Regions from separate parts of the Homo sapiens genome. Here region 2 is linked to region 1. Evidence: chromatin contacts called from ENCODE Hi-C or POLR2A ChIA-PET data. All regions are on one chromosome and are shown on one strand. The core of a region is the stretch at or near the end of the contact, and the rest is flanking DNA. Distances in the headings are between cores, read along the strand shown.

Evidence for each region. Hi-C counts contacts between places; a loop is a spot of excess contacts on that map. ChIA-PET counts read pairs that join two places held with the same protein, here RNA polymerase II (POLR2A). Pooled maps may share reads with other maps.
Region 2: a loop to region 1 is called in a map of gastrocnemius medialis, with 6 times the contacts of the local background. The contact joins two enhancer-like sites. A Hi-C loop is called at or near these places in 9 of 168 maps with a recorded cell type or tissue (PC-9, cardiac septum, esophagus muscularis mucosa and 6 more), 1 of 37 single-sample maps with no recorded cell type and 11 of 50 pooled maps. POLR2A ChIA-PET finds 5 or more read pairs at or near these places in 4 of 52 experiments (OCI-LY7, T-cell, activated naive CD4-positive, alpha-beta T cell and 1 more).

The regions. Positions count from the first base shown.
Region 1 is chr1:214,330,887-214,336,752 of GRCh38, forward strand. SMYD2 (SET and MYND domain containing 2) reads left to right here. Exons shown (of 12, transcript NM_020197.3): 9 at 64-184; 10 at 1,132-1,306; 11 at 3,314-3,422; 12 at 5,818-5,866. Among named protein-coding and RNA genes, the nearest start is that of SMYD2, 53 kb to the left of the region's middle. Within about 2 kb of position 2,209, at least 7 of the 41 ENCODE cell types and tissues checked have a DNase peak (open chromatin) inside an H3K27ac peak, as active enhancers do.
Region 2 is chr1:214,383,776-214,389,463 of GRCh38, forward strand. It overlaps PTPN14 (protein tyrosine phosphatase non-receptor type 14), which reads right to left. Exons shown (of 19, transcript NM_005401.5): 12 at 3,069-3,147; 13 at 1-1,013. Among named protein-coding and RNA genes, the nearest start is that of SMYD2, 110 kb to the left of the region's middle. Within about 2 kb of position 3,161, at least 2 of the 41 ENCODE cell types and tissues checked have a DNase peak (open chromatin) inside an H3K27ac peak, as active enhancers do.

The DNA of each region.
Region 1 (5,866 bases), core at 959-3,458:
GTTTCCCTATCAGTGTGGTTTCCATGGGCGGTAACGCCTTGCCCTTGTGGACGTTTCCTTCAGGATAAGGCCAAGGTGGAAATCCGGAAGCTCAGCGATCCCCCAAAGGCAGAAGCCATCCGAGACATGGTCAGATATGCACGCAACGTCATTGAAGAGTTCCGGAGGGCCAAGCACTATAAATATATCCTTTACAACTGCCCTGATAGCTTATTATCCCTCGCCAACAAGGCAAGGTGGGAAGTTGGAAAGAGGGAGCAGGAGAAGGATGGATTTAAGATTCTGAAAACCAAAGGAGGAATGTCTCCTAGTAAATGTGTAAAGGCGTACTGACCACCCACAATGTGGTGTCCATCCTGTTGGAGTTGTATGATTTTATTTCCCCTTATTTTGGCTAGTTTGGCTGGGAGCCCCATGTGGTGGAGGACCATGAAGGACAGAGCCTTGATGGCCTTGTGCTTTGGGTATTTTACTTTGGGCAGGGCACAGTGCCAAGGGCCTTGCTTATTTCAGCTCTCCTCACTGGCACACTCTGAGCAGGGACTCTGCTCATTCCCATGCAGCAGATGAGGAAACAGCCTGATAGATATTAAGTAATTTGCCCAAAGGACACAGCTGATGGTGATAGGATCTAGGATTTTGTCCCAGCTCTATCAGAATCCATATTCTTAACCATTGTATTGTAGCATTTTCTTGGGAGTTGAAAAGGGATTCGATTTGTACTCTAAAGGGTAGAATTTAAAACCAGTGAGAGGAAATGAGAGAAAGGCACATTGTTTCTCAGCATAAGAAAGAACTTTGCCACAGTGGGAGTCGTGCTCAGGGTTCCAACTTGGGTGAGGATTTGAATTTGATTAGAATCGTGATTTTAATCAACATTGTTTACATCAGAACTAGGGGTCTGGACCCTGCGGCTAAAATTCTTGAGTTGAGCGGTTCCGACCTTCAGGTTTTCTTCATTTGTTTTTTCTGGAGAAATGTAATTCCTTTCACTTTTGCTTGGCTTTCTGTAAGTTACTTTTTCATGGGGTAAGGGTGAGAGTGGAGTGGACGAAATAACTCCTTGAACCCAGCCTGGGGAAGCCTCCAGGCAGCTTGGGCCCGGTGGCCCTTTCCTTGACTCCACAGCACCCCCTAGTGAGCTGCTGGAGATCTGCGAGCTCAGCCAGGAGAAGATGAGCTCTGTGTTTGAGGACAGTAACGTGTACATGTTGCACATGATGTACCAGGCCATGGGTGTCTGCTTGTACATGCAGGACTGGGAAGGAGCCCTGCAATATGGACAGAAAATCATTAAGCCCTACAGGTGATTGCAGAGGCTGTTCTAATCATCCACGGAGTGGAATTTGGTTGTTTAGAATGTATACGATAGTGTCATCTTCCTGCCCATTGCTGAGACTTGCCTAGCGCAGCTGCCTCTTCTCTGCACCCACATCTGGAGGTGCTGGTGCAGGGCACTGCTCCCGAGTCAGGCCTGTTCTCACCATCATCCCAAGGAGACAGGTTGAGGTTATGCAGCGGATACTGGGGCAAGATCCCTCCCAGGTCCATCCAGGGCCATATCCATAGTAGTTAACTCAGGCTAGTTTTGAGAAGCCACTAGTTTGCTTCTTTTCCCACCCACTGCTTCCAAGTTTAATTACTAAGTGGTGGTCTCAGAAACCCTGGTTTTCATCATTACTCACACCATCCCCTTCTTTTGCTTTTTCAAATTACAGCCCCAGTTTGCAAATGGGGAAGCTCTGGGACCAGTGGGTTGACCGTGGTTATCTAATCTCCCCACCCCAGGTTTGGAAAAAAGAAACAAAAATTGCTTTTTAATTTGTAGTAATAATGAATATTAGCCCTGGAGAGATTTCCTGCCTGAGAGGGTTACTAAACCTAAAAGTGGGTGACAGACGGAAGTTGTGGCTTTGTCCTCTGACTCGGACTAGACACTTCAGGGCTGAGGTGGCCTAGATGGGATCACTGGAGCTCTTTTTAAAGGCACTGATATTATGCATTTACAGGGTACGTCCAACACCAAGTGGGCCAAGTGAATCAGGGTCGCTGGGCATTAGACCCAGAAATCTGTGTTCTGGAAGCATCCCAGGTGTTTCTCAGGAGTTTGAGAAGCCCTCAGTCTCCTTCCACTTCCGAGATTAGGGTCTGTGAAGGTTGTGTCTGGTCTGAATGTCCACTGCCCACTCCACCCTCTACTTACCCCACTGTGCCCTGATTAGCCAGCAGGGGGAGCCCAAAGGAAGCCAGCTCTTAAAATCTGCTCTTGGAAACAGAATTTGTTAAATTGGGGATAAACTCAAACCTTCCTTTTCTCCTAGAGTGTGTGAGGAAGTGCACTGGCCTCATGCGCAGTTCTCTGTGTGAGATCTGTAGGGAGAGAGGAGCAGACAGACAGCATCCCAGCCCTGTGGTTCTCCCAGCAGGGCCTTGCTCTGCTAGACCCATCTTTATCTGCGTGAGCCCCTCCCGGAAGCCCAGCTCTGGTCTTCTGTGGGGCCGTGGGTCCCAGGGCTGCCTCCTACCCAGGAATACAGCTAGAACATGTCTTTTTGGACTGACTTTCAGGAGACACAGGGTGGAACAGCCTAGCCTTTAAATAAACACCTCTTACACACATGTAAACACACACACTGGCTCACCCACCAGCTGCCTCTGGGCCCTGTTCTTAGGGAAATGGCTGTTTCCCAGGCAGACCCCATCAGTCAGTCTTCAGGTACAGCCGGAGAGAACACTTGCTGTATCTAAAGCCCCTGCTGGACAATGGGGAAAGAACATCCAGAAGACACAGGAAGTGTTCTGACTTCAGAGCACTTAACTGTTTTGCTAAACCAACCCATATCATAGTGTGACAGAAAGCTGGGGTCTTAAGACACATTGGGGTGGGTGGGGGTTGGGTGGGTGGCTGTATGTCTGAGTACCTAAGGTGATAGGCCTAATTGCTGCCTTCATAAATGGGACATTTACTTCACAAGCTGTTTTCCCAGGGTCTTCCTCTGGGTATGTCTGAAATATAAAAATCTGGACTGGGATTGAAGATTGTGTTTACAAATGCTTTTGAATAGGATTTCTCCTGCAGTTGTTACGTAGCTTTTCAGAAACACACAAACTACAAATAATGAACAACATCTGCAATGATTCGGCAGGGTGGCAGCATCCACGCTCTCCACCCAAACCCTGGTGGGATTTGGAGAGGCCGCTGGTGGGCAGAGGTTGGCCCTAAGCATGGCAGCCTCCGGCTTACTGCACCCAGCCTGTGGGGCGGCTCAGTAGCCGCTGACATGGTGGCCTGTTGTCTCTTCTCTTGTTCTAGTAAGCACTATCCTTTGTACTCCCTCAACGTGGCCTCCATGTGGTTGAAGCTAGGGAGACTCTACATGGGCCTGGAACACAAAGCCGCAGGGGAGAAAGCCCTGAAGAAGGTATGTCTGTAACTCGGCCTTAGGATTCCCAGTGGCCAGATGGCCTCCTTAGCGCACCTCCTTCATGCCTCACCAGGCTGAATGGCTGAAGCAGTGGAGGGTGAGCAGCTCTCACCCACCCTCTTGCCGTGGGAGCAGCGGGGGTGGGTCCTGCAGGTGAGGGGGGAGTGAGAGAGTGCACCTCTGCTGTGTTTGTGTCCAGGCCTCCCTCAAAGGGAATGGGTGCCCACATCCAGAGGGCTGGCCGTGATCACAGGCCCAGCCTGTGCCTGGAGGAATTCTCCATTTGTTTGACCTTTGGGATTTTCAGAATGATGATCCCCAGTTGTGAAATCAAGGAGGTAGGATATGGAGAGTTAGGGTTAGGATGTTAGAATTGCGCATTTGCTGTTTCTAAAATGCACTTAATCATCCTCTCAGTTCATTGAGGACCAGTTACATACCAAGACCCTCGTGTGCTTTTCCTTTGAATTCTCACAAAACCGAGAGGCTTTCCTGATGAAGAAAGTGAGGTTCAAGCAGGTTTAAGTGAGTAATAGCCTAGGGTACATGGTGGGGCCTTCATTCAAATGAGGGTCTAAATTGAAAGCTTCGGCTCCTCCCACTCAAGCTGTGATGAAACTGGTGGGGAGCCAGAACCCTGGGCAGCATTCGCCTTTGGTTTGATGGCGGCCCTGTGCTGCCCAGGAGCCAGGCCCCGACCCTCACATCATGGGAGGTCAGAGTCATCATCCTGAGTATTGATTCTCATTGTTTGTGATGTGGAATTCACAGTCAATACAGTGTAATTTAGGGGATAGTCCATTTACTCCTGTAAGAAACTTTATAAAATGCTGGGGCCATGGACAGGGCCTGCAGGCCTAATCTTTCACCTTCTCCAAAGTTTCCCAATAGACTATTTGCGAAGATGGAATAAGGCCCACATCCCAAATAGAAGGGTCAGGGCACAGCCAGGCTGGAAGGGAGCACAGAACAAAATTTTCTGTTTTAAACCATGGAATTTGTCTTCTGAGAATTAGCCATTTGGGTCACAACTGCAAAGTGTGTCAGGTGATTAAGTAATAGATCAATGAAAGCTGGAGCAGATCTGAGCAAGGAACATGAGTCTTGAAATGAATGCCTGGGCAGAGTCGGCACCTGGAACAGGTGATTTCCGAAGGCTTGCACTGTTACTTGGCCTGCCTCCTCTTGGCTTGAGATCTAGGAGGAGAATATATAATAGATAGGAATGCCTGTCATAGTCACAGGCCATTAAAAATTCTCTGGGGGAATACTTTTTTCTCTGAGTAATTTGGCTGAATACAAAAGAGCAAATACATTCTTAGAGATGACATTTGATATAAACTTCCTGTATGCCAGGCGCTGTTCGAAACACTGTATCTGAATTAACAACCCTGAGAGGTAGGTATTATTCCAGTTTTACAGTTCAGGAAAATGAGGCACAGAGTGGTTAAGTAAATTACCCAAGGCCACACAGCTAGGAAATGATTAAACCACTGGAAACTTGACCATGTTACATTGCCTCACTATAAAGAAACCTTAAGTACATTCTCTAGCATCCCTCAATGAAACCTGCTACCTTTCTTTTAAGTTTTTAGAATATGTATTAAAAGGAAAGAGTATGCTTTTCGAAAGGGAAAAATAGTTTAGCTACGTCTTGCAGGTTAGTAATGTCAACTAAAAATCAAAATAGCTTTGATATAAAATTCACTATGGACTTTACCAGCATCACCTATTTTCTGGGTTGAACATAATCAAAAAAATTAGTCCTTAAAGCATGTTTTACTGAAAGATCTAGAATCTTGGGGCAAGAGAATGTCATGAAATCAGTTTCATGACATCGTTTCTCCAGCTGGATATTTTTGCAGAATGTTTTACCTAGCAGTAGACACTGGATGAGTTAGCTACCAGATGGTCTTCTCCTTTTTTAAAAAAAAACCAAGGCCAGGCACGGTGGCTCATGCCTGTAATCCCAGCACTTTGAGAGGCCAAGGCGGGCGGATCACGAGGTCAGGAGATCGAGACCATCCTGGCTAACACAGTGAAACCCCGTGTCTACTAAAAATACAAAAAATTAGCCAGGCATGGTGGTGGGCGCCTGTGGTCCCAGCTACTCGGGAAGCTGAGGCAGGAGAATGGCGTGAACCCGGGATGCGGAGCTTGCAGTGAGCGGAGATCGCACCACTGCACTCCAGCCTGGGCGACAGAGCGAGACTCCGTCTCAAAATAAATAAATAAATTAAAATAAAAACAGGTCCTGGTGGAGAACATAGGCTCTAATGGCCAGTTTGCATCCTGTGCCTTAAAGCAGAGAGATCCAACTTAAAGTTACCCTGGGTGGAGGTGTGAGGAGATTGGCTTCTAGGCTCTCATTGTTTGTCTTGCTTTTTCCTAGGCCATTGCAATCATGGAAGTAGCTCACGGCAAAGATCATCCATATATTT
Region 2 (5,688 bases), core at 1,911-4,410, 54 kb after region 1:
GTGATACTGAGGGAGCTGGGGGACCTCGTGGCTGCCTGACCCCTCCTCGGGCGGTCCCTGCTCCCGGAGCGTGTTGCGGCGAGCCATGGGGAGGTGGAGCGACTTGAGCGTCATGGCCTCCATGCCCCGCACCATGCTGTTCATCACCTCCAGGCTGTGGCGCTTGTTCACAGTGCCGTGGTGCTTGGTGGCCGTGAGGGGCTCGCTCACCTCCTGGAGAGACTGATGAACCACCGGAGAGCTGTCCTCTTGGAAGGTCTTCACCGAGAGCTGCACCTTCCGGGTCACCAGGTCCGGGCTGCTGCCGCTGACGTACTTGTGGCGGTGGCTGGCCAGGTCTGGGGTGCTGGTGGCAGGTCGTGGCCGTGGGTAGGGGGGCGGTGGCCTGAAGAGATAGTTCTTAAGCATGTGGGCCGTGCTGTAGTTATGGCTGCCCTGCAGCTGCATGTTGGCCAGCTCTGGGGTGCTCACCGTGTGCGAGATGGCGCTTGCCCCCGGCTTGCTTGGTACCACATTATTCTTTGGGTTCCTCTGGTCAGATGGACTGACAAGTTTGTTGCTGTAGACCCCCTGTGGCCCATAAGGGACAGTGTAGGGGTGCCTCTCCCGCATCTCCGGTTGGCTGTACACCAGATCCTCTGGCTGGTTGTAGGCATGGGTGTTGATAATGTTGAGGTTTCTCAGAGACTGGCTCTGGCTGTCTGTATGCAGGATCCCCCTCTTCATCTGGCGCATGACTGTCTCATAATCGGGGGTTGGCCTGTACGAGGGCACGATGATCGCGCTGTGCCGGTGGCTCGGGATGTAGTCGGCCCGCATGATGTCACTCCCAGGGATACTGAGGTTGGAGGATACAGGGGAGGCCTGGATGAAACTTTGCGAGCAGTTGAGGGAGTTGACGCTGTGAACGCTACACACGCTGCCATTGGTGACAGTGCCATTTAAATAATTTAAGTCCAGGCTGTTGTGAGAGTTGCAATACAAGGCTTCTTCATTCCCATGAAAAATGCTGTCTACAAGAAGTCAAACAAAGGCACGTGAACCTCCAAGCCATCCTGCCACAACAAAGTACATCCTCATACTCATGAGGTGACTTTTAATTTAAACAAATCATAAAAAGTGAAATCCCATGGTCTCCACCCACATGTTCTATAGAATAACAGATACTATCTTGGATGAAATGCCAACATACAGAAAGAACACCTTAAGACATACTGAAAAGAAAAAGGGAACCTAATGGAAGAAGGCATGCACACATTTGGAGTAAGTGTCGCTTGAGGAAGTTCTCAATTTTGCCATAAGCTTTGAAATCAGGCACCAACAACAGCCCTCCAGTTGGGGAGGCCTGTCCTCTTGTGCAGGGCTCGGCAATAGGACTGAATATTTAGACAAGACAGTCAAGAACTTTAATAGGGCAATAGATTTCAATTACTAAGTGCTCAGAGCTGCTCTTCCTGACGGCAATGGAAAAAGCCCCTTCACCCAGGGGACTGCAGGGCATTCTAAAGACACAAAACAAATGATGTAGCCAGGGTGTCCGCACAGCTAGTTCATCCTGAGCAGCAATAAAGGGCAAAATTAGAATCAAGAGTTCTTTTTGGTAATTCCCCAAATCCCCTCTAGATCTGGTTTCATCACTTAGGTCAATTCAAGTAAAAATTAATTATAGTTTAAAGAGGTACCTAAAGAGAGAAAAAGCAGATTTCTACAATCAGGCCCAACCTGATTGATTTCTACAATCAGGCCCAACCTGATTGATTTCTACAATCAGGCCCAACCTGATTGATTTCTACAATCAGGTGTCTGGTGTTCTCTTACACACACACACACCCCAAGGAAGGCAACCTCTTGCCTTTCTGTGGCCAAAATATATTCATTTTCACACTACAGATTTAAACATGAGCAAAACAGAGAAACAGAAAATCAGAGAAGGTGAAAAACAGAAAAGGTGACTGAAGACATTCAACTGTCTGAAGAGGAAGAATGTGGAAAGAGATCTGATCAGATGAGACAGGCACAAAAAACAGGGGGAACACAGAGACAAATGTGCCGCAATTTATCCACCTCCCATGGGGTTTGGCGCCTTCCCATAGAAATGTGGTAACTTTGCCAGTCTCCTTATAAAAAGTACTATTTTTATTAAATTAAATAGTCTTGATTGTCTTGGTTTTCATGCTCACACTTTCAGACAGCAGAGGATTCAAAATGGCCAGGAGTTGATAACGTAGAAACTATATTATCCATTTACTACATTTCCAACATCCACGGTTTTCTACCATCTCTCTTTTTGAAATGCAGTTAGCATAACGATTACAAGTTACCGATTTTCATATATAAGTTCCATCATTAATCTCTCTGTATTCCAATTTCTATAACTGTAAAATAGAAATAATAATAGTACCTATAGGTTTATTTTAAGGATGACATAAGACAATATATAGCAAGTACTTACAGCAATACCACAATTGCTCTATGAATGTTAGTTGTTATCATGGAGTCATTACTAGCAGAAGAAGCTTTTTCACACATTTTGCATGGGAGATGTTTTGGGAGAAAGAGAGGAATAAAACAGATTTACCTTACTCAGAGAAGAAAAAAGCAAGTGTACCAAGAAAGGGGCTGGAGAAAGAGATGAGAAAAACAGCTAAAAGAAAAGGCTGACTTTGTTTATTTCTTCCAATTATTCTGCATGCCCGTGTTCTACGTCACCATGAAAAGCTGAGTGACTGCCACGAGCTTTCTGATACTGGCAATGAAGGTGAAGTGCATTCGCTTGGGCTGAGCTGTCATACTCTCTTCTCTAAGCTCCCTTAGGAAAGGGAGGAGAAAAGGACTTGCTCGCTGCCTTGGCCCCGACTCCCTGAGCAGCCAATACTGGGGAAATTTTTTGATCAGAGGTAACTGACAGTCTAGGCCTTCCACAAACTGAAGCTGTTAGCTACTGTCATTCAGACGATGACAAAGTTGAAAAGAAAGCATCCCTGTCATCTTTTTTTTAAAGCCTTCTTTACTGCTTACTGGTATTCAACTTTTTGTCTTAAGAAGGGAGAACGGCAAGCCAGAGTTACCTTGCGAGGTGTGCGTTTCCGAGTAGTGCTCACCACACTGGACGTGAACGGGAGGCAGGATGTACGGCTGCTGCCTGGGCTGAAACAGAGAACACAGAGGAGGTGGGGAGGCCTGGGCAGACACGGCTGGTGACTCACACAGCCGGCCCAGGCACACGGCAGTCCCGCCACGTTGTAAGGGAGGCTCGTGGCAGCTGCTGTCCCTGCCACCCCTTTGACTCAACCTTCTTCTACCCGTCTGCACTCCCATCTCATCACTAAGTTTGGAACTGGAGAAACAGTAAGGGAGAAATGAAGTTGGTTCAAGATCAGAAAGAGAAAGAGGTCACCATCAAAGACTAAATGTAACCATTTACTATCTATGTTCTAATATATTTGCAAAGTTCTCTATGCCTTCTTTCACAAGAATAACTTTTAGAAAAGGTAAATTATTCAAGGCAGGCAGATTGACTGAGCTCAGGAGTTCAAGACCAGCCTGGGCAACACATTGAAATGCCATTTCTATTAAAAATACAAAAATTAGCCAGGCATGGTGGCGCATGCCTGTAGTCCGAGCTACTCGCGAGCTGAGGCAGGAGAATCACTTGAACCTGGGACTTGGAGGTTGCAGTGAGCCATGATCGTGCCACTGCACTTCAGGTTGGGCAACAGATTGAGACTTCGTCTCCAAGAAAAAAAGAAAAAAATTATCTGGGCGTGGCGACATGCACCTGTAGTCCCAGCTACTTGGGAGGCTGAGGCGTGAGAGTCGTTGAACCTGGGCGGCGGAGGTTGCAGTAAGCCAAGATCATGCTACCGCACTCCAGCCTGGCGACAGAGCAAGACTCCGTCAAAAAAAAAAAAAAAAAGAAAGAAAGAAAGAAAGAGAAAGTAAATTATTATAACCCATCTCAGAAATGAGAATAAGGGGGACACCTGTTTTGTTCTCAAAATTCCATTCACAAGCTCCTACACATCAACATAGCTGTGCCTGAGACCCCAGTTCACAGCTCCACATCAACCTTAAATAGGAACAGGGTTAGTGTTAAGCTGAGCCCAGGGTGAATCTATTTAAATATCTAAAATGTGGCCCACAACAATGAGTGTGTAGCTGTCAAGACCACTTGCTGACCTTCCCCATTGCAGAACCAAGTGTGCAAAGGGCCCTGTCTACCCACCACCGCAGTGCAGAATCTTCCACAGTCTGTTAAAGATGGCTATTTAGACTGAACCTGAATAACTTCATGCTGCGGAAGAGGGACAAGTTTTCAGAGAAAAAAACAAAACAAAACAAAACAAAAAAACTTCAATGGATTAAATATTTGGTGAACCAACAAAGGAAAGACGGTTATGCACTAATGTAATCTAGAGCAAGCCATTTAACCTCAGTCGGTCTCAGTTTCCCGTCAGTCAAATCAAGCTCCTCTCTTCCCCTACCTCAAGCATTCTCCATTTTATTTATGTACTGAGGTTCCAGGTAAGAATTTGTTTGAAATAAGAGTTTTGATTTGCGGGGGAAAAAACCCTCAAAACGCTTACGTTTGTAAGCCACCGAACAGGATAATCTCTCATATTTCTTTTTTCTTTTTTTTTTTATTTTCTGAGACATTGTCTCACTCTATTGCCCAGGCTGGAGTGCAGTGGCACAATCTCGGCTCACTGCAACCTCCGCCTCCCGGGTTCAAGAGATTCTCATGCCTCAGCCTCCCTAGTAGCTGGGATTACAGACGCTGTGCCACCAGGCCCTTCTAGTTTTTGTATTTTTAGTAGAGACGGGGTTTCACCATGTTGGCCAGGCTGGTCTTGAACTCTTGACCTCAAGTGATCCACCCACCTTGGCCTCCCAAAGTGCTGGGATTACAGGTGTGAGCTACCGTGCCCAGCCAATCTCTTATATTTCTATTAGCCTTATAGATTTTAAAGGTTACTATTTTGAGAGAAGAATCTCAGATCAAACCAAGAAACCCAAATCCAGCAGGGGTCACACTTTCTCAGCATCCCTCAATGGAAGAAACGCACTGGCCAAGAGCTTGAAGCTGGGTGAATAACTCACCTATCATTTTCTTTGCCACAAACAATGCTTGATCTTCAAAGGGGTAATAAAAAAAAAGGGATCCAAGAATTAAAAGGAATCAAGACAGAAGAAATGAAGAACTGAAATCAATCTAAGAAAGCAGTTCGGGCCTACCAAAGAAAAGGTGCTATATTCCCAAGTCTCCCTTTGGCTGATTTTTGAGTTGCAATTTAAAAATATTTTTCCTTTTCTTGGCAATACATAATTCAACTAAATTTTTCCATGGTAGCACAACCATTTTAAGGCTTTAAAGAAAAACACAGTGGGGAGGGATTTGTACAAGGGAATAGAAATACACAGCAAGGCAAAATTGGTTTACTGTGTTTTCTTGCCTTATTTAAAAAAAACCAATAAGTAAGTTACGGTTTATGAACTGACATAAATGAGCAGACTTATGCCAGTTCACAAACAGCATTGTCAAAGGACAATAATAGCTAATCCCTCAAACATCATTTCAGGATTATATTATTTATTTCATCTCGTTATATATTCTAATACATTATTCCATTTCTTCCCAGACCTGCTAATAGAGAAACAAACTTGACGCCAAAATATAGACAGAAGAGG